2 separate regions of the Mus musculus genome follow, and region 1 is linked to region 2. A link is a loop called in an ENCODE intact Hi-C map of the cell type or tissue named here. Cell type or tissue: left cerebral cortex. All regions are shown on one strand. Links, peaks and the distances in the headings refer to the core of each region. The heading gives the core; the rest is flanking DNA.

Region 1 (15,911 bases), core at 5,242-13,241, 150 kb before region 2:
AATATGGGTGCCTCCATGCCCTGCCTTTGCCTGGACTTTTAAATATCTTAATCTCCATCACACACGGGATACACCACATTTCCTTTTCAACCCTGGCAGCAGTCTTTCTCACACTCCCTCGCATACTTGAGTCACCTGTGGGGGTTACAGAGCAGCTCTGACTCAGCAGACCAGGGCAGGGCTGGAGAGTCTCTGGCCCCACCAGGCAGAGTACGCATGCACCAGTCTGCGCCCACGCTCCTGCAGCCTGCTCGCTCTGCAGTGTCAGTAGACCTCTGGTGGCCACATTCGAAATGTGCATTGTTACACTCGATTTTTTTTTCTTTTTTCTTCTGAAAATATTAAATGCTATGTCTCCCCAAAGCCAGCAACTCTACCAGTCTTGTTATTGGCAAAGCAAACAGGGTTTGTTGATTTGAACTCTAACTACCACAGTATTGAAACAGCCAATGTAACATTAGTTTGGACTCTTGATTTAGGTTTTGGTGTCACTCCAGAGAGGCCACATAGCCAGTTAGTGATCATCAAAGAAGGGGCACGCTTAGTCTACATAAATATTAAAGTGAATGTACTTTCTATAAAAGAATACAGGAAAGCAGTCCAGTAGAAGGCTTTATGTGGAGTAATGAATGACTTAAAAGGGCCTTCTTTATTAGTATTGAAAAAGAAAACCTCAGTCTTTTAATTTGACTCACCTTCTCCTGCCAGGGGTTGCCTTAAGTTGTATTTCTTATTAGGTGTTCTCTAATTTAGCCCTTCTATGAAGCAGACTAACCTGCTCTTTAATTAGAAAAATCGAGAGCAGTTTTATAGTAATTTTAAATTTCTGGGTTTTTTTTTTTTTTGGCTAATTTCCATCTATGCTACTGAAACAGAAAACAGAAACGCTGTCCACAGTTCAGATGAGATGTGTCTATCAGCATCCGAGAGACTCCGTTTTAAGAAACACTGCATTTTTTTCCTGTTTTTCTTCTAGCTGCAAACATTTTTTTTTTAATTTCGAATGTCAATAGACATATTTCCTGGTCCTGCCATGTACTTAGATAAATGTTCCAGAAGCCAACTCAGTTTTTTTTTTCCCAAATAACCAGAAAATGACTATCACTCTAGAGTGGGAACATCTGGCCCAAGAATGTTCACGATCTCTTAGCCCCAGGGCAATCCAACTGAAAACTTGTAAATTAACATCAATCTTAACTTGACTTTGATGGAAACTTCTCGTTTTATGCTTGAGCCGACTCAGCAGAACACAGTCCCCTGCAGATGCCGGGCATCAGTGCATTTGCTCATAGAAACTTCCTTGAGTGGAGAAATGTCCAGTGCTCTTGCGTAGGGCACATCAAGTGAGATCCCAGGGTGCTTTGCGATTTTTGCTGACTTTTCATAATCTTAGTAAAGTGTGTTGCTAAGGTTTCAAAGACGGGTGCTAAAATGAGTTTTCTTTTTTAAATTAATTTATTGATTTGTTTATTTACATTCCACACACTGCCCTTCTCCCAGCCCCCCAGAGTCCCTCCCTCTATCCCACCTCCCCTTTGCCTCTGAGATGGTGCCCCCCCCCATATCTCCCTACTCTGATGCATCAAATCCCTGCAGGATTAGGCACATCCTCTCCCATGAGGCCAGACAAGGCAGCCCTCTGCTACGTATGTGCCTGGGGCTTTGGTCCAGCCAGCCCTTGTATGCTCTTTGGTGGATGGCTCAGTTAGAAGTTTTATATGCTTATTTAAAACTCCTTTTCAGCCTTATAAAATAACCTGGCACTTATGAGAACTGTCTGTACAGTCCAATTCAAATGTTTCTGGTTGGAATTACAGTAGGAAAGGTTTTTCTTAGCACAGGTTTAATGAGATACATAATAAATGGTTAGGTATAGCTATTTCTACATCCATAGAGTCTATAAAGTCACACATGCCTTTATATGAATCTGTGAATCAGGGATCTGCCTGTGGTCGGTGGATTTAACCAGACTTTACCTGGGAAGAAACCCTGAAGCCACTAGTTTATCCACACTAAGCCTTTCATTGTATAGCAAAATGTCTGCAGGACGGGCTACTGTGCCTACAGGCAGGGTTTGCTTAATGTTTGACTTTTTCATTACAATGTGATATAAGGAAGAACGGAGCCTCAATAGACGCCTTTCCAAATAAAGAGCTCTTTATAGTTAGTTAGACTGCACTTTAAATTTCAACTTAAGGCTGAAGATAAAAGTTGGATCTAGAATGTTTGTCCCGTGGTCGCTAAAGCCCTCTGCTTGACACCCTCCATTGGAAACAAAAGAGTTCTCTCTCTGATAATTCTAATCCCCCCTCCATTCATGTCTTTCATCTTGGGGAGTTCCATTGCGTGAAGGAGCCAACATAAAGGTAATTATCCAAGTGAATGTTCAAGACAGAGTTGAAAGTCGAAGCGCCCCTTGCCACGTCTTAGCCACGTCTTAGCGACACAGCAGAGATTCAGTATTAAAATAAAGACGTAGCTCACTACCAAAAGCATGCACTTCAGACAGAAATCTGAATACTCAGGCTTTCTCATATGTGTGATAGCACCCTAACAACACACATACACACACACACACACACACACAGTATGACAAGACACAGAAAACATTTGACATTTCTAAACATTTTGGAATCCATGAATTCAGACATTAATAAGGCCAGAGACATAAACCAGGCCCCTCTGAGACTGGGGTGGGGGAGATCTCTTCTTTCAGAAAGGAGTGGCTCACACCAGTCTGGGATTCTTACACCCCAAATATTAAACCTTGCACTTTGGTTTGTTATAGTTACTGATGTCTTTAAAAAAAATCAGAAATATATTTAATATACACCTTGCACCTAATGTGGGTTCTAGTAAATTCTCCCATGGCCTGGAATCACTTTCATCAGATTGCGGGTCCTCCTACTTGGAGCTCAGCAGTTTTCCCACGGTAGAGGGATGGGAGATGTGACTGTGGATTCTAGAATCGTCTCTGGGACGTAGCCCAGGTGCATACTCAGCCTGTGGTTTGGGTGGGGCAGAGAAATGAGGCATCAATTGCCGCGAGTTGGGCAATGTACAGACAGGCAAATACTGAAAGTCAAGTCCCCAAGGAATGCAGAGCCGCAGCCAGAATAAACATTGCAAAACTGGGTCAGCAACTCAGGGGCCCAAACAGAACACTAAGGTAAAGAGTCCAAATGGGTTAGCAAAACAACGAAGGGAATGGCTGAGCGATGCTCTCCACAAGGAGCCAGAGACAGCTCTCTGAGGTCAGCTGACTGCATTTAGAACTAATATAGATCCAGAGTAATGTCAGCCCCACCTATGACCCACAGGATCTCCCTAGATCCACCTGATAGAGCGCTCCCAGGAGGACCAGAGCTTGCATTTCTAAGGTAGAATGTTCCATTGTCACTGTGGACAAAAGTGACTGCAGCTATGGCTGGGTCCAGTGTCCCGGGTCAGGCAGTCACTGAAGAAATCGTGATCTGAGAAGGATGTTCTAGGTCAGTGGCTCTCAGCTTCCCTAATACCGTGACCCTTTGATACAGTTCCTCATGTTGTGGTGACCCCCAACCATAAAACTATTTTCATTGCTACTTCATAACTATAATTTTGCTACTGTTATGCATCATAATGTACATAAATATCTGATATGAATATCTGATATGTAGGACATCTAGTATGCCACCCCTGAAGGGATTGCGACCCATAGGTTGCTGGTGCAGATAGTTTTCAGAGGATAAAGATAGAAGGAGAAAGGTTACAGAGTCTACATAAAGGACTCCGGTGGTCTTCTGATTTCTTAAAGTTTAGGTCTTCAAGCATATTAAGGAAATGCTAGCATCTTCCCCTGGGATGTCCTCCTTGAGGAACTGACAGCCATTAACTCACGTTTTTTGTTTTTTGTTTTTTTTTTCTTGACAATCGACTACAGTTATGTCTAAGTGCCAGTCAACTGCAAGTCTATTATAGAATGGACTGTCCTTGGGGAAAGCGTGCAGTGGTACAGTGTAGTGTTCGAGCTGGCATTGAGGGGATACATTAGGTATTTGGATTCTCCACTGAACTACGGAAGTTTCCTGAATTACCCTCGTACTGACTGTACTAATGTCGATCGATGACTTGGTTAGCTAAGTAAACTGCAGACATTAGCCCTGGGCATGCAGTTTTTGAGTGTGCCCTACTCTCTGTCAGCACCGTGTGGTCCCACCCCTACCCCCCACCCCACCCCCGCTGCTGCCACCTCCCCCCGCCACGCCCCTCCCATCCCGCCCCCCCCCCCCGAAGTTAAACACCCACCCGAGAACTCAGCCGGTCAGGGTGGGCTTGATTTCTCTGATGCCCTTCTCATTCCTTGTTGTCATTCCCCCCCCCCCCAGGAATAAGCACCTGACCCAGTGAGGGGACACGGGCCAGAGCTCTGGGGTGTTCCATCATCCCCAAGAGACATATGAGGAGTAGGAGGTTGCTTTGGTGCAGCTGCTTTGTGACATCATTGCAAATTGAAACCTACTCAAGGAAGTGCAGCGGCCCAGAAAACTGAGAGAAGCAACCAGGGCAAAGACAGAGCTGGCTCAGTGGGTAAGAGCTAAAGGCACAAGTTCAATTCCCAGGATCCGCGGGTGGTTTACAACCACTTGTTAGTCCAGAGCCACAGGGATCTGACCTTCCTGCCCTCTTGGGTTTCTGTACTAGCACACACACACACACACACACACACACACACACACACACACACACACACACACAGACACACACGCAGTTAAAAAGAAAGTAAACCTGAGAGAGGGATAGGGTGGAAAGTGTGTGTATGTGGGGGGAGGGGGAACAGGAACCAGCGTTTAGAAAACGCTGTCCTTGAGCAGAGTCCTGGTTCTCGGAGTTAATACTGCTTTTTATTATCTAAGCCAGTTTCAACACGGGTTTCTGATCACTACAGTCAGTGTTGCTCCCCGTTCTAGAGATGAAAAAAGTGGAGGCTTAGAGAAGCTGAACCACGTTTCCCAGCCTCCACCAACTTCTTCAAACTGTGTGGCACCCTGTTCTCAGCACTGCGTGCCCATCACCATCTTAATCAGATCTCCACGAAGCCTTTGCAAGATCAGGCCTGTGGACGTTCCCTCACAGAAGGGTCATTAGGCCTTCACCTGACTCTCCACCCACTCCCTCCTCACCCACCCTTCACCCAGCTCTGCAAAACTCGGCCCTGGCTGCTCGCCATCTTTTGAAATGGTAGAGCATGCAGAAGGTACATGGTTAACTGAAGAAGGGACACTCTCTTCCGTTGCCGAGGCCGACAGCCATGCTGACATGGGACTTTACAGCTCTGTGGCTGTCTTGCAGTCTCATACATTCCTATGAGTAACCCCTCAACCACGCTTCGGTCAGAGAGCTCAGTAAGTTATTAGTTCACTGAGCTAGACGCGGACAAGCTGTTTCTTGGGTCTGTTCCTGGTGCCCTATTTTGGGTGGATAGACATTTGTTTATGTCTCCTAGGAAAAGTCAAGCATCATGAGAGTAGGTTGGAGTTTGAAGTGGCTTAAGCCTGATTTTCTTTCTTTCTTTGTTTCTTTTTCTTTTTTTTCTTTTTCTCGTTTCTTTTCTCTTCTTTCTTTCTCTTTCTTTCTTCTTCTTTTCTTTTCTTTTCTTTTCTTTTCTTTTCTTTTCTTTTTTTTTTTTTTTTTGTTTTTCAAGATAGGGTTTCTCTGTGTAGCCCTGGCTGTCAAGGAACTCACTCTGTAGGCCAGGCTGGCCTCGAGGCCTCAGAAATCCGCCTGCATCTGCCTCCCAAGTGCTGGGATTAATGGTGTACACCACCACTACCTGGCTTAGCCTGTTTTTCCTTATTCTGTTCTGTTCTGTCTGTCCTTCCTCCTGCCTTTCTTTCTTAATGTTCATTTAATGAGTATGTATGTATGTATGTATGAATACTACATGCATGTAGAAGCCCATGGGAGTTAGAAGAGAACAATGGATCCCCGGAATCAGAGTCACTGACAGTTGGGAGCTCTCATGTGGGTACTAGGATCCAAACCTGGGTCATCTACAAAAGAGCAGCAAAGGAGTCTCTGAGCCATCTCTCAGGTGCTGCAAATCGATTTTATTATCCCATACAAGATATCACTCGTGGGCAACATGATTTACCTATCTCTTGGTCTTAAGATGATAGGCTGTGGATGTGAATGCAAAGGGTTCTGATCATCCTGATGGCTCCCACCCAGGACAGCATCCCTTGTTGAGATGCATGACCGAAAACCAGGTCAGGATGCCTCTTTGGTAGGCCTTGTACTGTAGGAACCCTGGACTCATCTCTCCATGTTGCATAATGACTTACTCATCCTTCATGAGTCATCCTAAATGTCTTTTGCCTAGTAAGGAGCTCCTCCTACATGCAGGATGGGCCTGCTCCTGGCACTACATGCTCTCTAGTGTCTACAGGTCTTCTATGCATTACGAAAGTTAAGCAGTTGGTTAACATGCCTTGCTGCCAAAGTCTTCCAGTTTTAATTTCATTCCTAACACACCTGTCCACCAGCCATTACTTTGGTTTTTTCACAAGTTGTGTGTGTACTGACTGAGACAAAGAGAATACCTAAGAGGAGTGGGTAGTCAAGGTGGAGCCCTCAGGAGGCAGGAGGATGGGATTCTAAGGTCAGGTGTAGAAAAGGCTGGCTTCCACATGCCTAGAGAGATTATGCTGCAATGTCAGCATATAGAAAGGAAGTCGAAGGAAACACAAGAGAAATTTCATTTATTTTAGCATAATGATGGAAATTCTACATGTAGGAAAGACAGAAAAACTTTATATCACGTATTTATCATTACACACACACAAATAAGCCTGACCAAATTCTTTTGTTAAGAGAGTTGCATGGTGGCACACATTTAGTCCCAGCACCCAGGAAGAGACAGGTGAGTCTCTAGGAGTTAGTGGTCAGGCTGGTCTACTTAGTGAGTTCTAGGACAGCAACGGCCCCACAGGGAAACCCTGTCTCAAAACAAACTAAGAATGACCAGGTTATGGAAGACTTTATGGACTGACCTGGTTGTGGGGACCCCCAAGCATAGAAATTATTTTTTTGTTGTTACTTCATAACTGTAATTTGGGTGCTGGTTGTTGCTGTTTCTTTCTCTACTTAATTCTCCCCACTTTTGCTCTTTCCCCTTCTAGTTTTCTGGACTCTTCACACTTAGGGACCTCCCTTCTCCTCCCCCTAGTTAATGTCTATGTGTGTGTACACACCTGAGTGCTTGTGTGTGTGGGTAATTGGCAATGAATATTCATAAGCTTTTAACTAGAGGGGAACTGAGCATTCACAAAACAATAGAAATAACAATTTCATTACATGAGAGGGAAACCACAGTGTGGCAGAAAGGGAGGAGGGGGTGCTTAAGCTTAGACATTGGCTGTCAGCACACACAGCTATCAACCAAGGAAACACAAATGAACTCATAGTGAGAAATGTCCCCGTGTCAGTCGCTGTAACTCGTGATGGAAACTAGCTCATTTTTGGCTGTAGAAATGCTATCAAGGGAGCAAGAAGGAGGGGGCTGGCTGGTGAGGTGAAAACATCCCTGAGGGTACTGTCTGAAAACCTCCCAAAAATCCAACTCCCACTTCTTCACCAACTCTGATCTCAATGGAATCTGGCCCCTTAGAAAGATTAGGGAACAACCAAGCCAAACCTCTCATCTAAAGACAAAGACTCTGAGCCAATAGATAAAAGGAACCTTAACACTAGCACCACAGACCAAGCAGAACCAAGAGGAGAAAGGGAGGGGGGCTGGGGAGGAAGGAGAGAGGGCAAGGGGAAGGGAAGGAGAGGAAGAGGGGGAGAAGGGAGAATCCAACATGCTTTCCTCCAAACTTGGCTACTTTATGGGATTATTAGCAAAAACAAATAAGATATCATTAATAACTAAAACCTTTACACATGTATTTTGTAAAAATGTGTTTAAAAAGGATACCCACCGCCTATCCTCAATACTAAGCAAATTAGAAATAGCTGCCAGGGCTGGAGAGGTGGCTCAGTGGTGAAGAGAACAGGCTGAAGACCAAAGTTCACTTCCCAGTACCCACCTGGTAGCTCTCAGCCGCCTGTAACCCCACCCATAACTCTGATGCCCTCTTCTGGCCTCTGTAGACATTGAACACATGTGATACCCAGACCTACTCCTGCATCCGTACACATAAGAATAAATAGAATTTAGAAATAACTGCCACCATCAAAATAAGCAAATCCATTGCTCTTCTAAAGCGCTGTAAAGTTACTTAGATGGAGACAGAGAGAGCTAGGGAACTCCAGAGTCTGTGATGGGGATTGAAAGCTCTGAGAACCAGCTACAGACACTGTGAAAATCCCAATAATGGGAGGAGAAAGAGCAACTTAGGTAAGTGAATTAAAGCAAGCAATTAATTAAAGCAAGCTTGTTAAAGTTCAAGTACACAGGCTGCCTCCCTTAGGGTGAGGCTTAAGAGATCAGCATTGGATGCTGGCCGGACATAACAGAAGATAAGGCTTTTATCGCTCAGAGGTAGGAGCTTTCCAAACGGGGCTTTGGAGGGTAAAATAGGTGAGGTTATAGGGGCAGAACATAAGCATGACAGGTTCCTCACAATGACCTCCTGAAACAAAGGCGCGATTGCAAGGTGGTCAGAACAACAGGTAGTCATAACAAGGTAGCCATAACAATCCTTTTGAAACAAGGTAGGGCTGCAGTTACAGGATGCTTATTAACATTTTGAAACAAAGGCATGATTGCCATTACCAGAACATGCAGTACAGAATTGTTCGTAGTTAAGGTTACAGGCAGAGCATAGCCCGATCCTTGAGAAACAGAGATTTAATCATAAACAAGAAGAACCTAGTTTGTATTTTATAAGATGCCTTTGAAGCCTAAAATGAACACAGTCTGGTTCTTCAATTATCTCCAGGGTTATTTCTTAAATGTGTATAAGGCCCTGGGGTAGGATCTGGGGATGCAGAAGTGATACATCACCCTACTTCTGTCTTACAATTTAGAAAGAGGAGATGTAACTAATACATAAACATAACACAATTATGACATGATGATGTTGGGACCCCCTGTGGGGACAGTGGGAAGGAAGGACATAAGCCTCCCGAGAGAAATGAGATCATTTTGAGGAATTACTAAATCAGAAAAGGATGCTGTTAAGGAAAGAACGTTCTAGAGTAATTTCAGACTCACTTATGTTCAACAGTAGCAGAGACAATGGATAATGACTAGGAAAGATATCATCAGGATGAAAGTTCATTCAGGAATTACATGCTATAAATAAAATATTCCTTCCATCAAAAAAGAGCAAGGGATTGCCATCTGTCTGAAATTGTCTAACTATGTTAAGTAAAGTTTCTAAGGCTCATTTGACTCCTAAAATGTTATTTCTACAAAAACACAATTACTTCAAAATCAGCTATACGCATGACTAAATGCAGACAATTGGTGCTTATGAAACAGTGACTCATACCCCCACAGTGTCTCCTAAAAGCTGACTGCTCGCCAAAGCTGTGTCGTTATATATAGACGCACCAGTGCTTACAAAACCCATTGTTTTCAAGCCATTGCTGGAGCACAGCTAATTTCCAGAACAGAAACATATTAACTTTGCTACCAACAGATGGCAGTAATGGCTATATAGCAATGTTCCAGCTGGAGAACAGATTGGCAAGGAGTTAGCTCTGTCTTCTTGCTCCTGTACATGTAGAACCAAGGGACTTTATTGGCATCATTTGCTCCATTGTCTTTGTTTGGTTGTTCGGTTAGTTTTGTCTTTTCAAGACAGGGTCTCACTAAGAGCTCTGGCTATCCTGGAATTCACTCTGTAGTCCAGGCTGGCCTCTGATGCACACAGATCTGCCTGCCTCTGTCTTCCTAGTGCTGGGATGAAAGGCATGTGCCACTATGCCTGGCTTAGTAGTTGTCTATTTTTAAAGACGTCCACATATGTAGTCTTGGAGACAAACACAATTTCTGAAAGGATTCATGTGACAGTTAACCCTGTCAATTGGACTAAGTTAGAGATACCTAGAGGATTAGCAACCTAGTGTGTCTGTGAGGGTATCTCTAGAGAGGCCTGATACATGAGAGAGAGACGTGTGTGACATGGCACCATCCAATAGGCAAGGGCCAAGATGAGGTGAAGGTGAACACAGGAAATGACTTAGCTCTTTCAAGTTTCACTCTTCCTGATAGATATCCTCCATCTGATCTTATCTCTGGGAGACATCACTTCTTACAAGATCTGGTTTGTGGGTACATCACAGTTTACTTCTTCATGACTCAAGAGTCCCAGCATGACTGTCATAAAAGAACCAGACAATGTTTTCATGTTCTCCCTACCCTGCAAGTCTCACATCATCATTTGCAAAGAAATGCACGGATTCAAAAGGAGGGCATATATGAGACACTTCTTAATGGATGGTCCAGAGATTCACAGACATGTTTGTAGAGACACCACAAAGGCCTATGTATGGTGTGTGTGTGTGTGTGTGTGTGTGTGTGTGTGTGTGTGTGTGTGTGTGTGTAAAGATAAAGACATAGTGTATATGTGCCGTTGAACTCTCATCTTTTCCTCTATCCTCTAGCCTAAATATGAAATCATCAATGATGCTGGACCAAAGGGAGTCCAGGTATCACCGAGATGCCAAACAGAAGGGTACCTCCACATTCATGGTGGAGCACATCATCGACTCTTCACCAGCTACCTGCATGTTAAGGAAGATATTATCTGGAGTGCTCTACATATGGCAAACACCAATGTGTGCTGATTATCGAGATCAGCTGGACAAGCAGTGAGAACCCTGCTCATTAGGCCACAAGAGTAATCCCGAGGGGGTAAGAAAAAAAACCTCACCAGCCCCCTGAAAGTATAGGCTATTATTAATTCATCTTTACCTTGTAGGATGAAATTCTGTGTCTGACTTGCTATGTGCAATCAGAGAAACCCTAAAACAGTGAGTAAATTCTCGAGGCCTGAGACCACATGGCACCTAGTGCGGTGTGCCCTGAAGGAGGTGGACCTGGGAGCCAAGTTCCCATGCTCATCTTGTTAGATTCTGACGTTATTATATTGTTACAGAATGTAGTGACATTATTATATTATTACATTCTTTGATCAAAATGTTCACACTTCTCAAGGCTGAACACTATAATCAAAGCTGAAAAAATGACCCAAAGCAGCTTTTAGAGTCTATTGATGAGTTTGATCGGGGCAGGCCATATTCCAAGGGCTGCTTAACATAGGTATGAAGTCAAGGACAGGAAAGGTATGGGGAGTCCACTTGAAGCATACAAAGAAACGGGAGTGAGCCGTTCCAACTAGGATCCATGCTATTACTGTCTGAACTCTGCATGCTGACAGTTTTCAGAGAGCAGAAGCCCTGAATTTTACAAAGTGCCTATGAAATTCTTATTATTTTTTTAAAACCTTCTCCCTTCTCTCCTGTTGACTACTTGGGATTTTCCTGCATGTTACACATTGTTTCCCAAATCAAGGATTCCAGCAGAGTTATGATGTCACTCTTCATCACTCACCAGGCTAAGAAACAATCCAAAAATAAGAAAAACGAACAAATGAACGAAAGTCCTAAATTGGGTACTGCCAAGAGCTCAGCTGAATGAATCCTTGCTGGCGACAGATATATCCTTAGGAATGGTCTCTTGCAGATAATTGCTGAGAAGGCTTACGGTTTACTGACCTGCTGGGGTGCACGGAGAATTATTGACTCAGACCTAATTAAATTGTTGCCTGCTGCTTTTTTGAAATTCTGCCAGGGAATCCTTGCTGTCCTTAGCAGAGTCTTTCAGTTGGAGGCTGTGGCTGAACTGTACCAAGGGCGTTTTATGGTAAGTACTTGCCTGGGGTGGATCAAGGAGGGAGTGCATTAAGGACGTGCACGCAGAAATTTCAATGTGAGTTTTTTGTTGTTGTTGTTGTTGTTTTTATATTTTTGGTTTTTAATCTTTAAAATTTTTTTTTAGTATTTCTAGGTGTTTCTCCAATTTTTGGAATTATGAATTTGACTTAGTATAGCTTATGGGAATTTCTTTTTAAATAGGAGCTCCATTGACACTCCTCCTGGTTTCTTTTAACATATTACACCCAGGGACATTTTTAAACAATGTATTCTGCTGCAGAGATGTGAATACACAAGTCATCTGGGATAACGTCACACAAAAGGGTAAGCTTAGAGATGGCGACTGCTCTTCCAGAAGACTCAGGGTTAATTGCCAACAGCTCTGGCAGCTCACAATTATTTGCAATAAAATACACAATGGTATTTGTACAACTTACAAATTTTTTCTGGAGTCTATCCTCTCCTGTGTCTCAATCGAGAGTAGTTAAATTATGTATTATTGTTTCTTAGAAATGTGAAGACAGGATACAAAGGCCAGGTATTGCTCCTCGAGTGATCAGTAAACGATTTAAAAAAATAAAAAAAAACCCAAAAACCTGGAATATGCCCTGCCCAACCCAGTCTTCAAGTATTTTTTACATCACGCTGCCTGCCTATCAAACCATGGAATTTACAACTAGCGTGCAAAACAGAAAAAAAAAAATCTCATCTTCTCAAGGCCTTCATTGCAAGCATGCAGAATAATCATTTGCCCAAGACTGTCTCTTCTGGAGAAGACCCTCGGATTCCAATTATAATGTAAAAGCCCTCTCTGCCACCATAGGTCAGATAGAAATCCTAAGATTGCGTTAGCTACTTGAATCCTTGCTGGCGACAGATATATCTAACAGAACAACCTAGTACAGGAGGGATTAGTTTACAAGTAGTTCAGGGATACATTGCCATCATGGTAGAAAGGGCACCAGAAGGGAACACTTCCTTCCCAAGAGTAGCCTGGGGAAAGAAACTGGGGCAGAAGTGGGGCCAAGCTATAATGCTCAACGCTGCCACTGCCAACAGGGTAGCAACCAACCCATTTCTTCCTGCGCACAAGCTCTCCAAACAAGCTCTCCAAACAGTGTCAGCGGGGAGGGAAGGACTGTTGAAACACTAGAACCTGTGTTGAGACATTGCACATTCAAACCATAGTGAAAGCCTTGAAGAAGAACCCCACCCCCACCCCCAAGGAAGGTTGAGATCAACTTGAGAATTTAAAAAGAGTGTCACTTTCCTGTTAACCAAAAGCTGTGGGATTGCTATGGGGGAGGGGTAGATAAATGACATCCTCCAGTCAATGAGCTGCTGTCACAGTCTGAGGAGCCCACTTGGCAATGTCGCACCAAGCCTTATGGGAGTTTGCCCTGTCTCATTATTATTCTTATGTTTAGCAATTCAAGGATCATGCCTAGGAAACAGTGATGTCCTTTTACACACGTGGACTCTAGAAACAAAGAAAGTTTACAGTATTGCCCGTTGTAGTTCGGTACGGGGTTGCCTACAGTATTGTAGAAACAGCTTTCCTAAAAACTTGACAGAAGAGGCAGAGAGGAGCCTGTTGGGTATAGAGGATAGGTATCAAGTTCTGTGTGATGTCAACCCTGTGACATAGGAAGCCTGGTGTGGGGAGCAGGGTGTCCTGTGGAGACTAGGTGTGGGGAGGCCGCACAGTTTATGTTCATGTGAGCACACACTGTGATGTAACACATTCTCCTAAGCCTGCCTTTTCAGAATGAGTCTTTACCTTTAAGCAAGAGCTTAGAGACATGACTGTATTAGGAAGGATAACCTTTCCATGGTTGAGACTCCAACAACAAAGTACTGTGACAGAAGGGGGAGAAATGACATTTATTGTTTGTTAACAGAAGAAAATGCTATACAAACCCAAACAAGTTAGGAAAAAAAAAGAGAGAGTGCTTTGAAATTTATATATAAGAAATGGTAACTGAAATTTATTTTAAAAAATGGTAATTAACTGAAATAACCACTTATTATGATTTGAAAGCTGATGTTGAAATCCTTACAACCTCAACAGAAAAAATTATAGGAAATGGGAGATGAAAGACAATTGAAGTTTGGAACAAACCAAAGTAAGAAAATGGATACTCTGAGGGCATTTCTCAGCGAAAGAAAGGGGAGGGAGACATCTTACCTCCCTTCCTGACTTCCCTTGGGGGCATTTCCTGTATGTTAAGATGGCTGCTCTGCTTTTGGCTTTTGAGTGAAGCCCTGGGTCCTTCCCTTCTCAGGGACTCCTTGAGGCCCCTTCTATTTAGCAGACTCCCCTAGGGTCCGTTCACTTGAAGTGCTCTGTCTAGAGCTCAGTAGTGTCCTTACTACCCACCCCTCTAGCAGCAGCAGATCTGAGGCTCTCCTGATGTTTCTGTCTATTTGTGTGAGGTCACAATGCTGCAATCAACACCAAGTTAACTCCTTATTGGTGCCTGAATAATTCTAAGAAATTTACAGTGGAGCACAATCTCTGTATCAGCAAATATAAAAAAAGTTCCTTTTTCCAACAAGCAGAGCATAGGGAACGTTTCCCAGAGGTACATTTGCCGTTCTTAAGGCTGAGTAGAGGTTGCTTTGAGTGTTTTGTCTCTTTGTTCTTCATGTCTCTCTAAGCAATAGGCTGTTGCTCACACACACAAATAATATGGCTCAAGCATCTCCTATGAAATGGAGTTTATTTGTATATAAGCTACACATACCTTCCCATATGATCTATGTCTTTAAATTGATAGAAATATTAAGTAACCCAGCTATACTACTCCTGGGCTCGTACCCAGAAGATGCTCCAACATGTCATAAGGACACATGCTCCACTATGTTCATAACAGCCATATTTATAATAGCCAGGAGCTGGAAAGAACCCAGATTTCACTCAACCGAGGAAGGGATACAGAAAATGTGTTACATTTACACAGTGGAGTACTACTCTGCTATTAAAAATGATGGATTTATGAAATTCTTAGGCAAATGGATGGAACTAGAAAATATCATCCTGAGTGAGGTAACACAATCGCAAAAGAACACACATGATATGTTCTCACTGATAAAGGAATATTAGTTCCAAATACTCAAAATACAATTCACAGACCACATGATGCTCAAGAGGAAGGAAGACCAGAGAGTGAATGCTTCAGGCCTCCTTAGAAGGAGAACAAAATACAGGAGCAAATATGGAGATAAAGTGTGGAGCAGAGACTGAAGGAAAGGCCACTCGGAGACCGTCCCACCTGGGGATTCATCCCACATAGAGTTGCCAAACCCAGACTCTATTGTGGATGTCAAGAAGTGCATTCTGAAAGGAGCCTGATATGGCTGTCTCCTGAGAGGCCCTGCCAGAGCCTTACAAATATAGAGACAGATGTTAGCAGCCAACCATTGGACTGAGCACGGGGTTCTTAATAGAGGAGTTAGAGAAGGGACTGAAAGAGTTGAAGGGGTTTGCAACCCCATAGAAATAACAACATTATCAACCAACCACATACCCCAGAACTCCCATCAACAAAGGAGTACACATGGCTCCAGTTGCATGTGTAGCAGAGGATGGCCTTGTCATACATCAATGGAAGGAGAGGTGCGTGGTCCCATGAAGGCTCGATAGATGCCCCAGCTTAGGGGAATCAAGGGAGGGGAGGTGGGAGTGGGTGGGTGGGTGAAGGAACACCCTCATAGAAGCAGGGGGAGGGAGGATGTGGTAGGGTGTTTCCAGGAGGGAGGGAAACCAGGAAAGGGGATAATATTTGAAATGTAAATAAAGTATCCAATAAAAAAAGGAATATTAAATGTAGTGAGCAGGCTCTGTAATCCATATTTGGCTGAACTGTGGAAAGGGAGGGTCAACCATACTAGATGTTTGTTGCATAAATGAGTTTAGAGAGGCAACCGGGGCTTTAAAAATAGCCCTGGAAAGGATAGCTCACAGATTGCACCATGGCTACCACAGTCCCACTGTGCTTTGCAAAGCCAAAGGCTCAGAGAAGGTTGCGAGAGGACGACTT
Region 2 (15,911 bases), core at 3,134-11,133:
ACCAGCCTTCCCCTAGTCTCTGGTCCCTGGCCACCAGAGGCACACTAAGAGTTGGCAGAGGAGCCAATGGCAGATGGGCTGTTAATAAGCTCTCCTAGAACACGACTTGGCTGTGCTTGGACCCTGTTCTCCATTTCTCTGCTGCTTATTTTGATGGAAGCCATTGGGACTGAACTGAGTCTGAAACTGGCCTGTGACCAAGCCACTCACGGACTGCAAGCAGACACTTTGCCATCAGGAGAGGATAGAAACTTTAGACCTGCCTCCCGCCTTCCATCCTCTATCAGCAGAGGATAAGGACAGAGTGCTAAATCTCTATGGTGGGAACCTTACTCTCACCCTCCCAGTGAATACGAAAGCCCTTTGGGACTGATGAATTAATTGCTTTGGATAAAAATGTTCTTTCTGTCTCTCAGATCACCCTCCTCACAGTAAGGCATGACTACACAACCATTGGTGGGGAAGGGGGACTCTGGTTTGGTTTTGTATTTGAACTGTGATAGGCCACTTCTAAGGAGATGTCACTTAATCATTTTTGAATGCTGTTTTGCGTTAATAACTCAGCTTATCCTTAGGTCCTTTAGTTTGTCAACCCGCACAGTATGTCTTCTCTTCCGCACAGTGGCCTGTATTGATGGTCCACTCTTAGTGTCTGCTGCAGGCCACTCTCATCATCCTGGTGGCCTCCCAGCCACTGCTCTACCCCTCCTTCCTGCCCTCATCATGTGGGAATGAATGGAGAGTGGCGTGGGAGGCTAAACCCCAAGGCTTCGTTTTGCAGGATGGTCAGGGACTGCTTCCTGTTTCGTGTGCAACTGCCTAGAAGGTGCCTTTCTCCAAGACTTAAATAAACAACACCAAAGTCCAGGAATCCCGTGTCTTGACTGTGGCACCCGTTGGGCCAACTCATTCTCTTATTCCTTATGCTTTATGAAATTGCCTCAGGAATGGCAAGGAGGGGTTTCTTCCTATTCTCCTGCTCTATCGGCCTCTTGTGTAAAACTCTATGGTTCAACCAACCACACTGAAGAAAAAAAAAAAAAACAATGGATGAATTTAGCGCCCCCCCCCCGTGTGTTTGTGTGTGGTGTGTCAAAAGCTTTGCCAGAAAAGCTTTTGTTTCGCTTCATTTGAACCATATTTCTAATGTTTCTCAAAGTTCTAAATGTTTTGCTTCATTGAAACTAAATTATGTTTCAAGCCAAACCATAATTTAAATGACAGAAGCTAAGTATTTGTCATTTTGTTGTTAATTTTTCTTTGTGTTCCTTTTATAGAAATCTTAATCTTCCTCCCTTGGGCAGATGGATGTCTTGAGTGTTCTCGGATCAAGGCTGTGTATTTCTAAAGTCAGAAGTAAAAATAAAAAACACTGCCCCCCATATTAATGTCCAACTATTCCATCCCATTTATATTTATGCTGCCCCATCCTAATAGCAAATTAGCAAAAAAAGTATAATTTTAAATAAGTGTAATTTTTAATGCTGTTCTGTATAGAAGGGATTTAAGTTCTATTTAAACAGATTTCAACTGTTTGCCTAGCTCCAAGTCTACGTTCTTGCCTCCATCTGGTGGAGTCTCTGGGGGGAACTTACAAATTAAGAGTCAGCCATGGATGGCAGCATCGGCCACGGTTTATATCATGTGAGCATTCTTGAGTGTTAGAGAAGAGAGCAGAGGAGAAATAAACATGGCTTCCACCAAGCGCAAGCTAGAGTCCATCCTGAGGTCCTAGGAAATTCTGAACAAGAAGCTGCCACTCAGTGAGAAGACCCCACACACCTGAGCACTTAATTATTAAGAACAGATGTTACAAATGGCTCTATTAAGTTGGAGCTGGCTGGAAGCCCTTTCTCTGGTTTCTTGATTTTATCTAGGAAGCTCGCTCATAAACCATCCCACAACCAAGTGAAGCAAAGGTGAGTAGTTTCTGTTATTCCAGTTTCTGGGTTCACACTCACTACCCAGCCTCCATAGCACGGCTCTCAGGGGGAAAAAGCCACTTGGTTTGCGTTCAGACAACTTCAAGCTTAATGTGTTTTATCTTGATGATTAAATAGCTCGAGCCTGCTGCATCAAAGCTGAGACGTACCTTCCCATGTTCTCCGCTTGTAGAATTCAACTCTAGCTGTAGTCCATCCACGTTCCTTGTTAGTTTTACTAAATCATGATAAGAAGTGGTGCCAAATAAGCCAGTCTCCTGGAAGAGGGAACCTCCACCTCTGTACCACTGGGAATGGCTTCATTAATTTTTAATGTATCCTGCTTATAACCCAAGCCTGCCAAAGCCCAGACTGGGAAAGGAGACTCACAGTGCAGCCCTGTGGCCACTCATTGGGGTCAAGAAACCGTGAAAGCGTGGGGAGTCGGTCAATGAAGAGAGAGATATAAATCTCTAAGGGCAGCCAAAGCTTGAGTCTGGTACCTCAGTGTGGTAAGGAAAGAAACCTTGTACACAGTGCATGGTCCAACCAATCTGAAGTATCATAAGTAGAGAGGCAAATAGTTATCAGGGGCTTCTCAGTATTCGAGAGTATTCGAGAGAGAGTAAATTTAAGTATTTACTTAAACTAAATAAACTTAGCGGCAATTCCAGGCTGCAGTTATCGTCAGAATATGCACATAAGGGGGTCAGTATACAGTCACCCCTCAGCATTGGTGGAGTACTTGTGTCAAGGTTCTTGCTGATCAGACTAGATCATTCAAGCTCCAGAGGTACAAGTTCCTTAAAAACAATGGCACAAAATTTGGATATAATCCATGTGTATCTCCCCAAAGAGTTTATTTGACAACTTCATACACGTATACTTTGATCGTATTCATTTCCTCCCATCCGCCTCCATGCCCATACCACTCTTTCTAGAACTCTTGTTTCCTAATCCCTCTCTCCACCTTTTTCCCAATCTGGCACTCATCCTTGCTCTTGACCACAGGGTTTAATTTGGATTGCTTGCAAGTGTATGTGTGTAGGGTTATTTACTGGCCCTTGGGAAAGTTACTGGTGGCCACAATCCTGAAGAAATGTGACGGCCTCTTTCTCAGCTGTCACTGGTTGCCAGTAGCTCCCCAAGGCTAGAACCTCGTGTGCCTTTCCCCATCTATGCTGAAATAGTTAATAGACTTTGTCCCGTTCAGGTCACTGTAGCTGCTGTGGTTTCATAAGTTCTGTCACCCATGACTCTTCCAAATCCTTTTGAGTTCTTTCTGCCCTCTTTTTATATTCAAAGAAGAACGGTGACACATTAAAGGGACAAACTTTAAAAGTCCTTGTTGAACATATCTGGGACAATGTGCGTTTCAGCAGCTGCTGGTTAGTTTTTGCCAACTTGACAAACTAGAGTTCCCTGGAAATAGGGAATGTCAGCTGAGGAATTGTACCCACCCAATTGGGTGGGCACCCTTGTGGTACATTGTTCTGATGGTGCCACCGCTGGGTGAATGGTCTTGAGAGATATAAGGACATCACACAAGTAAGGCATGAAGAACGAGTCAGTAAGCAGCTTCCCTCTGTGGTCTCGGCTTCTCTTGATGACAGACTGTACCCTTCCCCAAGTTGTTTCTGGTCAGTGTCTTATCAATGAAGACAGAAACTCAAGGAGGACAGTAACCTTGGTGACTCCGAATCCACTGTCTAAAATAGGAAACTGTAAACCTGCATTGATTGTAATAAATTATGAATTCCATGAGAAAGGATATATCATTCTGAAAGTGCATCTACACAGAACACTCACTCATTACAAAGGTGAGGACAGTATCTTTACATTGGAGAAGACTGACAGGTATTGGACTTAGTCAAGTAACTGAAGGACATCATCAATAGTAGGACAAATCAAAATAGCACATCATCGATGTCTGTGATGTACCTGCCAACAACAACATAAACCATCCAAGATTGAAAGCATGCATCCCAGGGCGCATGTGTGAAGGTCAGAGGACCACTTGTTCAAATCGGTTCTTGTTTCTCCCTTTCTACTACGTAGATCCTGGGAATCAAGCTCACATCATTAGCCATGGTGGTGCCTTTACCCACTGAGCAATCTTTCCAGCTGTATACATAAGTTTTAAAGTGCATGTGTGAGTGCCCCACCGTGTGTGTGTGTGTGTGTGTGTGTGTGTGTGTGTGTGTGTGTGTGTGTGTGTGTGTGATGTATGCAGGCCCAGGTGTACAGATTCCAGAGGAAGATGTCGCTATCCAGCTATCTTATGCTTCCTGGAGATACACCCATTCTCTGAACTCGAAGCTAGTCTGGCAACCAGCAATCCCCAGCAATCCTCTTGCTTCCACCCCCACCAACACTGGCATTATAAGGGTATGTGGTTACATATAACTTAGTATGTAGGTACTAGGGATTTGAACTCATGTCTCTACGCTTTCATAGCAAGTTCCTTAGCCCACTGAGCCCTCCCCTCATCCCCTGCATATGTTTCTTTCAACATAATTCTGTTGTAATTTCCCAGCCTTAGTCTTTTTCCCCATAGGTTTATATGTATGTATGTGTATCATTGTTGTGACTTGTATGACAAATGCCACTTAAGCTTCTTATGCTACCTAGTTTCAGGGGATTCAAGCGTCACATAGAGAAAAAGGCCTGCTGCAGCCATGGGTTGTGGGAATGTATAACGGAGTCTTCCTCCACAGTGGAGACCAGATGATACAGGCCAGAGCCAAAAGTGGGTGTGACGTTCAGGGTCCGTCCATAGCGAGCTACTTTCACTAGGTAGGCTCCACCTCTTAAAAGCTCCACACCCTTTGAAATAATGCCCAAAGCTGAGGAACAACTATACAAAATATGAGCACGGACACAGGTCATATCCAAACCATTACAGTCTAAGAATAAGAATATTCCTTTACATAATTATGACCCAAGGATCAGATTCAAGAAATGTAACATTGATATAATACTCTGTCTGATGTAAAGTCTGTATATATAATTTTTTCTAATTATCTCAGTCTTTTTATTTGTTTGCTTGTTTTTGTTTTTTGTTTTTCAAGACAGGGTTTCTCTGTATAGCCCTGGCTGTCCTGGAACTCACTCTGTAGACCAAGCTGGCCTCAAACTCAGAAATCTGCCTGCCTCTGCCTCCCAAGTGCTGGGATTAAAGGCGTGCACCACGACTGCCCATCCAGTCTTTCTTTCTTAAGACAAGGTCTGGCTATAAACCCCAGGCTGGCCTCGAACTTAATTAAAGCTTTGCTCCTAGCTCCTGGGTAATGGCAGTGAAGGGACATGTGTCCCACCATGTGCCAAGGGCAATTCATGCTTATAACAACTTCTTTTCCTGGTTTGGGATCATGCATCATGTCTGTTGCCTTTGGGGCTAAAATGGGTCAGGCTCACTTTGTCTTAAAAATATTGACAGTTGCCTTCTGTGATGTTCCTCATATCCAGATGTTTCCACTGAATTATTTTTTCATCTATTCTCTCTCCTTCATGCCAGTTTTCCAATGTGTACTTTTCTTTGCCCCCCTTGGGTTCAACTAAGTTGCATAAACAGATATCTGTGTTGATGGATAGATTTTTTTTTATAACATAAGCTTCTCTTATTTTTTTTTACCTTGTTGAATATGTTATGGATCAACACCTGAAGAGTTTGAATAATTTGAAATTAGATAAATGAAACAAGGGACTAGTAGAGACATATTAAGTATTTGCCATTGATTGAACAATTAAGATGAACTCAATACAGCAAAATGCAAACCACAGCTTTACCAACTGTCAGGTGCACAATGTGTGCTCAGCACTAACTGCCAATGGCGTCTTTCTAAAGTACCTCTGAGAGAGGACAATGCTTTTTCTGTCCTATGGTGGTGGTGTTGGGGGGTGGGGTGGGGTGGGGTGGGGGTGGGGTCTTCCTTAAGTTCTTCCTCTGTTGTGCTGGTTTGTGGTTGGTTTCTCACACCCGCAGGTGTGACAGAACCTGGTTACTGCAGGGGATGCGTGAGGATTTGGAAGGCAGGGAGCTCATCAAAAAGAAAAGACAGGAACAGCTTGAGAGGAAGAGGTTACTAAGTGTACCGGGCATCTGGTGGGATATCTGGTGGGATGGGATGGCAAGCAAGGTGAGGGCTCATGCTACGTACAGAAAGGGATGCATGGGAAACTCATGGGAACCCAAAGCTCTTGGTTCAGTCACTAACCGTGTAGCAGTAACAAACCCTAAGATTCAGAGGGCAGCATCCTCGCCCTCACCCTCAAGAGCAGCCACTGGTTTATAACATGGAAACACAGTAGTGCGCAGGTTAACAGGAATGTGTTTTCATTTAGAAATATCTGCTCATCTGGAAGGGCAGGGCCCTCATCCTAGGCCTATGACAAGTCAAGGTTTTTGATGATTTCTGTTACATAAGAGGTACACAATATTAGTTCACATATCCCACTGCTTAAAACCCCCACCAAAGGAGAAGGTTTGTGCTTAAATAATTGAATAAGTTAAGATTCTTTCCAAAACTTCTAAGTGGCTACCCAAGACAATGACAGATTAATGACAGATTAAGTGTTAAGACTTCGTAGACATTAGCAGTTGGCATCCCTTCGGTTGCTGAGCCCATACTGCCCCCTGGTGTTCCCTGGGCATCTCTGTTTTGTAGGCCAGTTGACGTGGTATTTCCTGTTGCCTGCTGGCTGGACAGTGCACTGCAGGTCTCACCTGTGAGAGGCATCATTTTCACTGACTATCATCTTTTTGGTATTTTGGTGTCTAGCATGCTGTGCCTAGCAAAGTGTCCACTAGTAGTTCAATGAATAAATGACACGAGTCTCTCAAACTAAAAAATGTGCAGCTACTGTAAACATTGTCCTTACTCCCCCTCAAATTGCCAATGTTCTTGATCCACCCTTGGTCCAAGTCTCCATCACTTCCTGCCTGGACTAGTTCTCACGTCTTCCCTTCCTCCCACCCCCAGCCCATGAAACTCTAGCTATCACTTTCTTCAACACCGGCAGTGTTGCCTTTCTCTGTCGGCGATGCATAGACGCTAGAGTGTAGAGGGCATATGGCTATACTCTTTCATTTTGGCAGTGCTAGGGACAAAACCCAGGATCTGGCTCTGGAAACTCATACTTTCAGGCCAGATAAAGTTGTGAAAGTTTTTGTCTATAGGCTGCAGGGCACTCTTGCTACTTGCAGCTGGGTAAGCTGCCATACTAGTCCCCAGTTGCTTCATCTACAAAATGAAGATGACAGCCACTTGCTTGAGGTGCGCACTGAGTTGCCAAGGCTTGTGGGAGAACACACATTTCTTCCTGTTGTTATTTTTAAGCACTTGTTTGTGCTTTGGAAACAGTCTTAATACAATGTTATATAGTCTAGGCTGGCCATGAACTCAGTAACCACCTGCTTCAGTCTCCCTAGGACTGAGATTGTAGGAATGTCCTAACACACTTGGCTAAGAATGTTCTTTGGAGAGACTGCTTAGAATTGCTGCCTGGGTTAGGAAACATTGTGACGGTATTTCTTTCATGTACAATGGGCAAGGCTATTTGGCTGTCTCTGTAAGTCTAGGTTACTATGTTGGTAATGTTTTGAAGTCCAGATCACTTCATCTTGTGCAGGGATCAGGATGTAAGGTTGAGGCAGTTTGGAGGAAAGGAGATATAGATGGGAAAGTTCTTGTAAAAGAAGAGAAGCGTTAGGTGTAGGATATTCCAGCTTGTCTTCAGTTCTCTGTGTACTTATCTTTGCCTCCTACTGCCCAGAAAAGTATGTTGCCAGCATGAGTGTGATGAAGTTTATGGGAACAAACAGAAGAGAGAAAATTCCAGACTGGCACAAAGACAGCAGAGAAAGGAAGAGCTGGTGACTAACTCAGCCAGTGAGAAGAAATTAGAAGAGGAGACAAGAGTCTCCTGCCCTTACCCATCACTCACTCACACACACACACACACACACACACACACACACACACACACACACACACACACACACACAGAGGCTCTCTCTGAAAGCTCCTGAAGTATTGTGATAGGTGTTTGAGGGCTTTGAGCTTTATGGGGAATGGAGGCTCATGGTATTTTATCTTGGTATTGAAGGAGACAGACCCATAGAAAGCCGAAGAGCTTGGAAGCATCTGGGTTACATCAAAAAGCACTTCACACCAGGCCTAGGATCAAGTAAGCATTCAAACTCTGAAGTGGTGTGCTAGTGAGCCAGTATCCAGTGTTATCACCGTGTTTAAGCAGATGGCACATGCAGATGTTCTAGAATATCGCTTCCAGGTCCGAATGGACTTCTTGTTCTTTCTCCCTCCCTCTCTTGAATCTTTATTGGGTAGTTTATTGTGTTTTGAGTGTTCTTCTCAAAAGCATGTTTATGTACCCTGTGTACCCTGGAACTGGATTTAGGGACCATACTGAATCACCGTGTGGGTGCTGGGGGCCAAACCCAGATCCTCTGTAAGAACGACTGCTCTTAACCACCAAGAAACCTCTCTCTAGCCCTTTGGTTCTTTCTAATGCATGACGGAATTTAATCTTCCCTTTTATTTCTCACCGGTGTGGGGTGAATTCTATAAGACAGAGCTGATGACTAGTTATTTGGTTATGCCTCAAAGCATCGTGAAACAATGAAAAGAATTGAAGCACTCTGAGTTAAACTCCGGATATCATAGATGTTACACAAGCCCCTTTTCACGGATCCATGTGCCCAGACTTATTTTCACTATTAAAATTTAAAATGAGATCTTGCTTGGTTGCCCAGGCTGTCCTTGAACCTGCAACCCTCAAGGCTCCTGCTCCAGCCTCCAGTATAGCTATTCTCACAGCTTGGTACCGTCATGATTCTTGCTCTTCATTTATGCGTTCTCTTGAGAACCAGGCAGGAATCACGTGTGTGCTTAGCATTCAGTTATCCAGATCCCAGCTCCCTCCCTCTCCATCCTTTTAATGAAGGTCTTCACTCTTGAAACAGAGAGGTTGTTTCATTTCAAACTCCCTGTCATTTTTTCAAAATTCAGACCTTTCTCTGGAGTTTTAACTATCCGTGTCAAGACCATCTTCCTTTATACTCTGAACCAAAGTAAAAATATTGCTCTAGCAGGATCTTAGCTTAGAGCGCACTCAAGCTAATCCACAAGCAAAACAAGCAAAAGGATCTCCGTCTACAGCAAGCTCCTCAGGAAGCCACCTTGTAACTGGGCCCCAGGTTCTCCTGACGGTGGGAGGCTTCAGTGTCCACATTGTATGGCTGAGATGTCCTCTACGCAGCCATCTCTGTAGGTCATCTGTGCTGTGAGAAGGGGTCTCCTGGACCTCCAGCTGGAATCACCAAACGTGGCATTGCCAGGAGTGACACTACTTATTTGTTAGCTCACTTGATGCTAAAATAAAAAGGACCACTGACCCTGAAATAGGGGGTCCGAGGATGATAGAAAAGACAAGGAGGCTGTGGGGGCTGTGAGTCCTTCAGAGCCTCTCAAGTTGCAACCAGTTTCTTATAATTGAGTAATTAACTTAGCATCGTAAAATTGATATGAATGAAGCTCTAGTTAAAAGAACAGGAAGAAAAGCTACAGTTAATTACACACATACATACATACATACAGACAGACAGATATACTCTGATGGTTTGTACATGCTTGGCCCAGGGAGTAGCACTATTAGGAGGTGTGGCCTTGTTGGAGTAGGTGTGTCACTGTGGGTGTGGATTTAAGACCCTTCCTCATCCCAGCTGCCTGGAAGTCAGCCTTCCACTAGCAGTCTTCAGATAAAGATGTAGAACTCTCAGTTCCTCCTGCACCATGCCTGCCTGGATGCTGCCATGTTCCTGCCTTGGTGATAATGGGTTGACCTCCTGTAAGTCAGCCCCAATTAACTGTTGTCCTTATAAGAGTTGCCTTATAATATGAACTAACCAGTATCTCCAGAGCTCCCTGGGACTAAACCACCAACCAAAGAAAACACATGGTGAGACTCATGGTTCTAGCTGCATATGTAGCAGAGGATGGCCTAGTCAGTCATCAATAGGAGGAGAGATCTTTGGTCTTGTGAAGGTTATATGCCCCAGTGTAGGGGACTGCCAGGGCCAGGAAGGGGGAGTGGGTGGGTTGATGAGTAGGGAGAAGGGGGAAGGGATAGGAGGTTTTTGGAGGAGAAGCTAGGAAAGGGGATAACATTCAAAATGTAAATAAAGAAAATATCTAATTAAAAAAATTGCAAAAAAAAAAAAACTAAATGAAAAAGAAAAAGAGTTGCCTTGATCATGGTATCTGTTCACAGAAGTAAAACCCTAACTAAGACACACACATACATGATGAAAGAACAGGAGGATGGTCATCTCTGAGAGGGATGGAAAGACATCAGTGCACCACTCTATACTGGTACAGCTGTATTTTTCAAGAAGGAAACTGTGGTCAGCTGCATGCCCATAATTCCAGAGCTTAGGAGGTGGCAGCAGAAAATCAAGGTCATTGTCCTCTGCCCTGCGTTTGAGTTTGAGCCCAGCTTGTGCTATACGAGACCCTGTCTCAAAAACTAAATCATATAAAATATGGTCTGGTCCCCATAATGTTTGTAAGTGAGAAGGTGTCCTGTTCAAGACAGGTCTCTGTAGGACCGTAGGGTTGAGGGCCAAGTGCTGACACAGATGGCTAAGACCACTGCTTTCACTCACAGCTGTTCAGCCAGTTACAGTTAGACCTTCTACTAAGTAATCTTTCTCTACTCAGTCTTACTTTGAAACTGGTCATGCCAGTTCAAGTTTCTTATTCATTCGAATCTTGTGCACAAACCTTTACAAAAGCGCGTCTGTGTCTATCTGATTTCCGCGTCCTGATCACCTTTTCTGAGCAGTACTTCATAGCCTCAGCACCTCTGCTGTCTTGGGTGGGATAGTCCTTTTCTGCTGGCCATTCTTCTCTGCAGCACATCCACTGTCCTTGGTCCTTGTGACATTCCCAATCACAAAGCACGACAAGTGTTACCAAAGATTACCTACTGTACTCTGAGGGCAGATTGGCCATTTGAGCACCACTTGGCTGGGATATACATTCTCTTGGGAGTGGAATTGATGAGACCCTGTGTCATCTTCTGTCTTACAGACAGTGCCAAGCTCCCCTCTAATTTTGTGCCTGTTTTCACTGCCCCCATGATTACCCAACAGCATCCACGTCTTCATTCACTTTTCTGTTGCAGTGATAAAAATCCCCCAGCAAAAGCAACATAAGGGGAAAGGGGTCGTTCTGGTTCATGGATCCAGGGTACAGTCAGTCATGGCGGGGAGTTTAAAGTGGCAGCTGGTCACATTGCAGCCACGATCAGGAAGCAGAAAATGACAGGACCCTAGCTAGGGAATAGTTCTACCCACTGTGGGTCTCTCTTCCCACTTCAGTGAAAGAAATGACTGTAAGCCCCACAAGCATGCCCAAAGTTCCAACTCCAGATTCTGACAGGCTTATAGTTCCTCGTGTTGTGGTGATCCTCAACCATACAATTATTTTCATTGCTACTTCGTGACTGTAACTTTGCTGCTGTTGTGAATTGCTGTATAATATCTGTGCTTTCCAATGGTCTTAGTTCATCCGCCAACACCCACCCCAAAAGGTGCCGACACTCACAGGTTGGGAACCACTGTTCTAGAACAATATACTTCACATAACTATCTGTGATGCTGTCCCATGTTGAATATTGTCTGAAGCAGAACCCATGTATGACGAGTGAGACTTGACACCAAGAAAATGGAAAGTGTGTTGAATTTTTAGCTTACGTGAATTTCAGTTGAAATAAGGACACATGGCTATTGGCTTACAGTTGGGAGAAGGCAGAGCTGGAGCCTACATTCTTATATGGGAGTGGGCTAATGTAATCACAGAAAATAAGAACACTTCTCTGCCTCTCCCTGAGCCTCATAAATAAATACAGCATAAAAGCCTTCTACACAGCAAGGTAAGGTAGGCACAAATCGGCATGGGAGCCACCTAGAAAAGGTGGCCTCTTCTGACCAGAAATGACACAATTGCTTGGGTATTTCATATCATTAAGCAATCTTGTTCAAAAGATTTTAATTGGGATAACGATTATTTTATTTTTCTTTTTTTCTCTAAAAGAACATGTTTAGATTGTCTAATGTATAAATAAGGATTTTTTTTAAATAAAATAAGGTTTTCACTTTAAAATATTCTCATTGTTTAAGGGAGAGAGCAGTGGTGGAGGTGGGGTGGAGCAGAGGGTCTGAATGAGCCAAACGCGGCCAGAGTAGCTGTCGGAGCTGTGTGCAGGTGCAGAGGCTCCTTACACAACAGCCCTCTGTCTTCTTTCATTGAATGTGAACATTTTCAGAGTAAAATGTTTTTAAGGAGAACCTACTAGTTCACTTAGGTCTCTAACTCTTTATCTCTGTTGAAAAACAAATCACTTAAACCGTGTGCGTAAAGCTTAATACGTCTTTCTAAGCAGGATGTTAGTGTATTGTGTAAGTTCATATGTCTGGTGTTTTTATGATTAATACAAACATTCCCTCGTTATCTTCATTAAGTTTTGCTTTAATCTGTGAAACGCTCAGATCCATGCTTGAAATTGTCTAGACATACAGTTTGGAGGAGTTGTTTTGTTTTTTTGAACTTCAGAGTCTGTATTTAGACAGTACAATTTTGGTTTGTCTTCTTGGTTGGGTTTGTTTATTTCTTGTTGTCTTGGTGGTGAGCTGTAACAGGGTGGTTGCCCGACCGAGTTTTGGCTGTCCTGGAACTTGCTATGTAGACCAAGCTGGCCTTGAACTCACAGAGAGCCTCCTGCTTCTGCTTCCAGAGTGCTGGGATTAAAGGTTCACGCCAGCACACCCAGCCTTGCTGCTGTTATTCTTTGAACTTATCAAATCTTGCCCTTCGTTCTACAGTCTGGACAATTTCTATAAACATTTCAAGTATCTATACTTAGGCAACCTTTATTCTCTAGTGCTGGGATCTGAGTTCCGGTCTTTATATTTGCCTAGCAAGTACTCCTAACCACTAAGCCATTTCTCCAGCCCAAGCTTTGAATGTTAACGATGTATTCATTCAGGGTATACTCACTTGAATCTAAGGGTTATGAGGACACGGCTGTTGTTTTCTTCACTTCCATGTTTCCAAGGGCAGAAAAGTGTGTGCATGTGTGTGTCAGTGTTTGTGTCTCTGTTTGTGTCTCTCTGTGCATGTGTATGTGTGTGCATGTGCCTGTGTGTGTCTGCATCTGTGTATGTGCATCTTTATATGTGTGCCTGTGTGTATGTGTGTGTGGTCAGCATCTGTGTTTGTATCTTTGTGTCTGGGTCTCTCTGTGTGCATCTCTTTGCATGTGTGCATGTGTATATGTTTGTGTGTATCTGTGTCTATGTCTTTGTATCTATATCTCCTCTGTGTGTGTGTGTGTGTGTGTTAGTGTGTCTGTGCATGTGTGTATATGTCTTCAGCATCTGTGTTTGTATCTTTGTGTCTGTGTCTATCTGTGTGTGTCTTTATGCATGTGTGTGTGTGTATGTGTCTGCATATCTGTGTCTATGTCTCTGTGTCTGTGCCTGTGTATGTGTGTAGAGTTGTGAGAGATTTATAGTATTTCTCCAGGTTTATATTGGGCTCCTTTTTTGATTGTCTAGTTGCCATTATGACATACTATATAAAAACAAAATAAAAAAACAAAAAAACCAGAATGCTCTTTGATGCATTCATTCATGCTAACAATTCATCATGGAATACGATCATCAAAAGCTCTGTTCTATTGTCCCTCAAATGCAGTCTCCCTGCCCTCCCCACACACACACCATTACCTACCATTTCTAGCCCTTTGCTGAAATCTAGAGTCCACTCCTTTAAAACCACTAGCCCCCTGAGCAACCCACCTCTTGTTCCCTTTGCTCTCCAGATCCCTGCTTCACCCACCAGATCTGAGCCCTCCGCTTAGCTCACTGCTGTATTCAGGAGTTCACAGAGGGACTTTTGTGATTTGATAAGTCCCTTAACAGGAGCTCAGTAAATATGTCTGGGACATAAACAATGAATAGTTTAACCACAGCATCTCCCCCCACCCACCGAGAGCACCATACAACATGCAACTGGAAGCTTTTGCTTTTGAAGTAAAGCAGCAATTGCAGGAATATGCAGTCGGATGCTTGGCTGAAATAACCTCTGAATGACTTTTAAAAAGGTTTCCTGGGATAGGATGGTGAGTCCAGCTCCTTTGCAGTTAGTTTCTTCTGTTAAACAAAATAACAGACCAAGACCACCAAGACAAATCCAATGACCAAGAACACCAAGACATCCTCATACAAAGAAGAATGAAAAAGAAAGAAAAATATTCTTTTAAAATTTAGACAAGGTTAAAAACAAACAAACAAAAACAAAACAAAACAAAGAAACAAAACACAAAACAACTCTCAAGTTCCAACATCAGTTTCCTAAATCTAAAACCAAACAGCAACGACAACAAAAGCTGGAAAATTAGGGAGGCAACCAAACAGGTTGCCGGGTAGAAATCCTGCATCACATGCTAAGGACCAAAGTTGGGATGGGGGAGGAGACAGGAAGAGAGGGGCAGGAGAGGGAGTGGGGGGAGGAGAGAGGGAGAGAGGGGCAGGAGAGGGAGTGGGAGGGGAGAGGAAGAGGGAAGGCGAGAGAGCAAGGGAGCAACAGAAGTCCTTTTTAGAAACTGCATTTAAAGTTTTCTGGCCTGCTTCTGAACAAACATTTCCAAGTAAAATAACCACAAAAATAGCAAAGCCAATGCCCTGAAGCAAACTGCTGTCAAAGGCCTGCTGAAAACCTGTGGGGTTGGCTTCCTAGGGACTCAATGAACACAAAAATTCCCAAATGTTTTCTTTCTTCCCCTTAAGAATGTTCCCCCTGTGTTTTCTGAAACCTTCTGTGTAAATGTTTTGAAAATGTCTGTGTTTAATGCACAGTTTTAACATAAAATTTCTTTTCTAAAAAAAAAAAATCTGATGTCTATTTAATAGAAATGTTGAAAATACACTGTTTATGCTTGTGACTTTTGGCAGGATCTAGAGGCTTCTGCAAGTTAGAGCCAACACTGGCAGCCTGTGTCCATGGCTCAGGTCTACCTTTTTGGAGTGAGGGGTTTTGTGTATGTGTGTGTGTGTGTGTGTGTGTGTGTGTGTGTGTGTGTGTGTGTGTGTGTGTGTGTGTGTGTGATTTTTCTTTCAACTATTCTTTTTTTCTGTTTTCTCTCCCTCCCTCCCCCTCCCTTTTTCGCTTTCTTTTTAGATTACAATTACATCATTTCCCCCTTCCCTTTCCTCCCTCCAAACCGTCCTTCCTCTCTTTCCAATTCAGGTTCTAGTTTTTCATTAATTATTCTCACATATATACATGCGCATGCACATATATCCCTAAATATAAACTTCCCAGTCTTCTGTATAATGTTACTCGTGTGTGTGTGTGTGTGTGTGTGTGTGTGTGTGTGTGTGTGTGTGTGTGTGTGTGTGTGTTTCCAGGGCTGACTATTGGATAGGGCATAACTAATCAGTGTGCTTGGTCTTCCTGGTGATGACCATGTTTCCCACTCTCAGTATTTTCAGTTGCCCATGGTTCCCTGCATAGAAGCATCATAGCTCCTCATTTATCTCATATATATGCAGCTATGATAGGGAGACCTCACGGCTGTACCTCCAGGCATTGCTAGGAGATACAATCTCACACCAAACTCCCAGAACCTCTGGCTTAAAATCAGTCTACCACCTTTTCTCAATGTCCCCTGACCTTGGGTGTGGGAGTGACTAGATTCCAAAACTCCACGTTCTGATCAGTTGTGCTTTTCTGTAATGGTCTCTGTCTGTTGCCCAGAGAAATTTCCTTGATTTTGCAGATAAGTCACTTATCTGCAGATATAAGGACTAATATTTGGAATGTTAGTTAGGAATTACGTTGGTTTAGGAAGGCAGTGGTTTTAAGTTCTCCTCCAACATCTCTGACTTCACTAGCCCAAGGA

The links. Hi-C counts contacts between places; a loop is a spot of excess contacts. Peaks named below come from ENCODE experiments on the same cell type or tissue, not always from the same donor. Only the 100,000 strongest peaks of a DNase experiment are listed, where the experiment ranks them.
Region 1: a loop joins it to region 2, with 5 times the contacts of the local background. A loop is called at or near these places in 41 of 42 quality-filtered maps.

Annotation. Positions count from the first base shown.
Region 1 is chr8:36,184,101-36,200,011 of GRCm38, forward strand. Gm35520 (a long non-coding RNA gene) reads left to right here and starts at 4,373. Exons shown (of 4, transcript XR_870363.2): 1 at 4,373-4,569; 2 at 4,950-5,384; 3 at 10,597-11,857. In left cerebral cortex, for the core only: CTCF peaks have their summits at 8,128 (motif pointing left) and 9,622 (motif pointing right); DNase peaks (open chromatin) are centred at 6,332, 8,168, 9,576 and 11,568; H3K27ac peaks cover 308 bases.
Region 2 is chr8:36,340,548-36,356,458 of GRCm38, forward strand. No RefSeq gene overlaps it. Among named protein-coding and RNA genes, the nearest start is that of Lonrf1, 99 kb to the left of the region's middle. In left cerebral cortex, for the core only: CTCF peaks have their summits at 6,581 (motif pointing left) and 6,784; DNase peaks (open chromatin) are centred at 6,550 and 7,724.